2 separate regions of the Homo sapiens genome follow, and region 2 is linked to region 1. A link is a loop called in an ENCODE intact Hi-C map of the cell type or tissue named here. Cell type or tissue: MCF 10A. All regions are shown on one strand.

The links. Peaks named below come from ENCODE experiments on the same cell type or tissue, not always from the same donor. Only the 100,000 strongest peaks of a DNase experiment are listed, where the experiment ranks them.
Region 2: a loop joins it to region 1, with 6 times the contacts of the local background. A loop is called at or near these places in 21 of 110 quality-filtered maps.

The regions. Positions count from the first base shown.
Region 1 is chr15:62,253,021-62,255,520 of GRCh38, reverse strand. It overlaps the pseudogene GOLGA2P11. Among named protein-coding and RNA genes, the nearest start is that of MIR8067, 50 kb to the left of the region's middle. RefSeq lists a silencer at 877-1,171 and an enhancer at 893-1,785. In MCF 10A, a CTCF peak has its summit at 973 (motif pointing right); a DNase peak (open chromatin) is centred at 1,000.
Region 2 is chr15:62,074,815-62,077,314 of GRCh38, reverse strand. No RefSeq gene overlaps it. Among named protein-coding and RNA genes, the nearest start is that of C2CD4A, 9.1 kb to the right of the region's middle. In MCF 10A, no CTCF peak of the experiment used is centred here; a DNase peak (open chromatin) is centred at 1,234.

The DNA of each region.
Region 1 (2,500 bases):
AGAGGGAGGGATGTGGAAGGAAGATGACCCCAGGTGGCCAGGAGCGTGTGAGGACCAGTGACAGCCCTTCCTAACTTCTGTGCCCATTCTTGCAGGTAATGGGGTCACTGAAACAACTACAGATGGAGAAAGATCAACACGCTGAGAATCTGAAAGGAGAGAGCGCCTTGTGGTGGCAGAGGATGCGGGAGATGTCAGAGCAGGTGAGACCTGACCCTTCAGCCCCCACCGTAGATAGGTCACTTGATTGTTCCAGGCATCTGTGAAATGGGAGGAGCACAGCCAGAGGTGGTCATGGGTCTGGGCTTTGTGGAGGTAGGGGCAGAGAGGGAGATGGTAGCTTGTCCAGCTGCCAGCCCCTCTCTGCAGGGCCCTTTCCCCCTGTGCTTTGGGCAGGTGCACGCGTTGAGGGAGGAGACGGTGCATAGCATGAGTCGAGTACAGGAGCTGGAGACGATCTTGGCTGAACTAAGGAACCAGATGGGTAAGCTGGGGCTGGGGTGACCTGGGAGCAGGACTGGCATCAGAGGGCTGTGGGGATGGCTTAGAATGCCAGAGAGGTGGATGCATGGAAAGGCTTTGAGGCAGAGGGAAAGAGGTCTGTGCCAGGAGGCGGCAAGTCTTGTAATCGTCATGAGCCTCAATGTCCCCATCAGCAAAGAGGAAAAAGTGTGTGTTGTCAGCCACCCACAGTTGTCTCTATCTGAAAGTGGCTTGGAAGATTGGCTACCATCAGGGTGCAAGGAATCATTAGCAGGGAGGCCAAGTTTGGGGAGCCTGAGGGGTGCAGTGGATCAAGAGGAGGGTTTTTTTTTTTTTGAGAATGCAGAGGGTTTTTTTGAGAATCATTAGCAGGGAGGCCAAGTCTGGGGAGCCCGAGAGGAGCTGTGTACCAAGAGGAGGGTGTTTTTGAGAATCCAGAGGCCGTTATTGTCTGCTTCCTTTCTCAGCTGAATCCCACCCCTGGAGCCCCCAGCAGGGGGCGCAGCCCTCATGTGAAGCGGCACTTCTGAGGGGACCTGTGAGCCAGAGCCCTGCTTTGATGGCTGTGGATGAGAGGCGATGATTTTTCTAATCTGCCTCCATCCTTCCCAGTGCCGTGGGAGGCAGACACCAAGTTCTGGGGTCTGCAGCTGCAGCAGCAGCTACAGGCAGAGGCTGAGCACCTGTGGGAGGAGCTGGAAAGTCTAGCAGGACAGCTCCAGTGGGCCCACATGCAAGACAATGAGGACTTGAAATGCCTGAACTGGGAGCAGGAGAGGCTGCTGGAGCTGGGGCGGGTGGCTGAGCTCTGAGGGGAGCAGGCGGAGGTATGCAGGCAAACCCTGGGGACCGTGCAAAATGACCTCACCACCATCAGCCCCACACTCTCCCAGAACCCTGAGCTCAAGGAGCAGCTACAGAGAGCAGCTTTGTAAAACTGGTGCATCCCACCTGGGGAGACTGCCCTCCTCCCCAGCCCTCTAGGCCTTTGTTTCCCCATCTGTTAAGTGGGGCAGTGTAGCCCTCATGTGAAGTGGCACTTCTGAAGGGACCTGTGAGCCAGAGCCCTGGTTTGATGGCTATGGGGGAGAGGGGATCATTTTTCTAATCTGCCTCCATCCTTCCCGGCGCCATGGGAGGCAGACACCAAGTTCTGCGGTCTCCAGCTGCAGTGGGTGGCGTGATTGCTTCTCTCTGTCCAGAACAGTGAGAATATGGAGATCAACAATGCACTTTAGTCTGAGCAGCATGTCAAGGAGGAGCTGCAGGAGAAGCTGGGCGAGCTGTAGGAGATGGTAGCCCCTGCTGATTATGCCACTGCAAGGGAGAAGGGAAGAGAGAAGAGAGAGGCAGCTACATTGTACATTGCCCAGACTACTACTTCCTCATCACTGTCCTCTGCCCAGGAGGGGCCCAGTTAGGGTCACTCTGTGGCACAGACTGGCCGTCTGGAAGAACAGTGCCTTTCTCTTCCCTGACTTTGGTACACCTTCCTCCAGCCTGCTGTGGCTGCCACAGGTCAGAACCTGCTGCTGTCTTTTGCTGAACTCCAGGGGGAGCGAGGTCCTCATGTATTCATGAAGGAGGCCGTGCAGCCCCTGCTTTGAGCTTTGGCCATTCAAAATGCTGCCTAGCAGCCCAAGGCCTGGGCAAACCATATCCACACCCCCGAGTGGCTCCAAGCATGCATGACTGTCACTGTCATTGCGTGAGTATCTGTCATACCTGTTCCACACTCTTGTGTCCATGCCACTGAGGCACCTTCTCTCCTGCATGGCCCCCTAATGCCCTGCTTTGTTCTGTGACAGACGCCAAAGACAATGCTGCATCTGTCTAGCCACCTGCCAATGACACCGTGTTACCTGGTGGTGTCCCTTGCCCTGGTGCCAGTCTTGCTAGCATAGCGGCACCTCAGGTTCATGCTTCCTCCTCCTCTGCCCACTGCCCTCCTGTACCTACTATGGATTCTCTTCTCTTTTCACAAGTAGTTTGTTCCCTAGGGCCAGGTGCCCTTCCT
Region 2 (2,500 bases), 180 kb after region 1:
CTAAGAATCATTGTTTCCAGAACACATTTTACTTAGCTTGGCTCCAAAACTTAGTTCCTTTTCTAAGGCTGCCCTTCTCCCTTTCCTCTGCAGATGCAAGTCCAACCCACCTTTTGGGTATCCAAGGCCTAGCAGAGGCTTTGTGCTCACATCAACATGGGTCGAAATCATTGCCTTCCCCCTCACCAGCTGTGTGACCATGCTCTTCTCTGAGGATCATGATCTACCTATCAAGCCCTTCCTCACATAGCTGTGGCACAGAGACCTAATACTTAATGTCCTGGTATAGTGCCTGGAATTTGGTGAGTATTAAATAAATGTCGAGGCCAGGCGTGGTGGCTCATGCCTGTAATCCCAGCACTTTGGGAGGCTGAGGTGGGCGGATCGCCTGAAGTCAGGAGTTTGACACCAGCCTGGCCAACACAGTGAAACCCTGTCTCCACTAAAAATACAAAAATTAGCCAGGTGTGGTGGTGGGCGCCTGTAATCCCAGCTACTCGGGAGGCTGAGGCAGGAGAATCGCTTGAACCCGGGATGCCGAGGTTGCAGTGGGCCGAGATCGCACCACTGCACTCCAGCCTGGGTGACAAAGAGAGACTCCATCTCAAAAATAAATAAGTAAATAAATAAATAAATAAAAATGTTGAGATGTTTCTCATTTTCTGATTCCCTCTTTTAAGACTCCCTGTCTGTAGTACTATTTGTAACACTTACTTTGGCACCACATATGTTTCTCAAATGGCTCATATGAGTATAACTAGTCTACTAACTCTCTTTGCTATAGGATCCTGGCTCTAAGATAAGCATCCATTGAACATGCTAGAAGCTTGGAGAGAAATCTAGTAACATCATCTATTATGAAGCAAAAAGTAGAGCTAATATTTATTGAGTGGTTCTAAATATTAGCCACTGTGCTGAGGACTTCTAATGTATTATCTACTTAAATCTTTACAAAGATTTCATGTGGTAGGTAATATTTATTACTCCTCTTTACTAATGAAGAAATGGCATTTAGAAAGGCTAATTCATATGACCAAGAGACACAGCTAATAAATGACAGCTGAGATCTGTAACCCACATTCCTCTGACTTTGAATTTAAACTCTGCTTAAGAAATGAATTTGTTATTGACAATGATGTTTGTAGAGTTGCTACAGAGTGCCCAGGGCCCACAATCCAACCGCAGATTTGTAGGTGGAGTGGTGCCTTTGACTCATGACTGTTAGAAACCGGCTCTGCAGCCGTATTCTACCTCTGATGTCACTACATGGTTCATATTTCTGCTCCACCAGCTGCAGGATAATAAAGAAAGGAAAGGAGGGATTGTCGGCTCCTTGACAAAAGTAGACTTTATCAATCTACATAAAAGAAAAGCAAGAGAGTGTCTAAGCCCCATCTCTAGTCAGACTTTTCTCAGATTATGTAATTGTTATCTCCTTTAATTGACTCTCACAAAATTTGATCCTGCTGTATGATAGATCTCTTTATCTGTTTTTTTTTTTTTTTTTTTTTTTTTTGGCAGAGTCTCGCTCTGTTGCACAGGCTGGAGTGCAGTAGCGCGATCTTGGCTCACTGCTACCTCCGCCTCCTGGGCTCAAGTTATTTTCCTGCCTCAGCCTCCTGAGAAGCTGGGACTACAGACACATGCAAGCCACAATGCCCGGTTAATTTTTGTGTTTTTAGTAGAGACAGGGTTTCACCATGTTGGCCACACTGGTCTCAATCTCCTGACCTCGTGATCCACCCGCCTCGGCCTCCCAAAGTGCTAGGATTACCGACGTGAGGCACCGTGCCCGGCCTATCTGTATTGGTTTTAAATGGCTAAATTAATGAGTTTTGGAAAGAAACACAGTAACTCTTACTGAACACTAAAGCTGTGGAATCATCGCTGAATATTTAAAAATCTTGATGTTCCAGGTTTCTTTAATGGACCCGCATATTTTCTGAATATCTTATACCAAGATAATGATGATTACATTACATCGAAATTCGAACGTACAGTTTCTATTGAATACATATCGCTTGCTCACCATTGTGAAGTCAAAGAATTGTTAAGTAGAACAATTTTAAGTCGGGGACCGTCTGTATATATTTCCTTCAAAAGTTCCTTATTGTGCAAGTGTTGGTGAGGGTGTTGAGCAACCAGAACTCTTACACCTTGTTGGTAAGAAAGTAAAATGACACAACCACTCTGGAAAAGAGTATGTCAGTTTCTTAGAAAGTTAAATATACAGCTACCATATAATGATCCAGCTGTTCCACTCTAGGTATTTACCCAAGAGGAATGAAATCATACAACCATGCAAAGTCTTGTACATGAATTTTTGTAGCAGTTTTATTCATAAAAGCTTGAAATTGGACATAATCTAAATATCTATTAGCAGGAGAATGGATACTGATTCTGGAAGCCTAACTTCCCAAATGGGGTCAGCCTCCCTTTAAGCTTGTCTCATAATGAACTCCACCATATAAAGAGCTTGAAAGTTGTCATTCCCATTCTT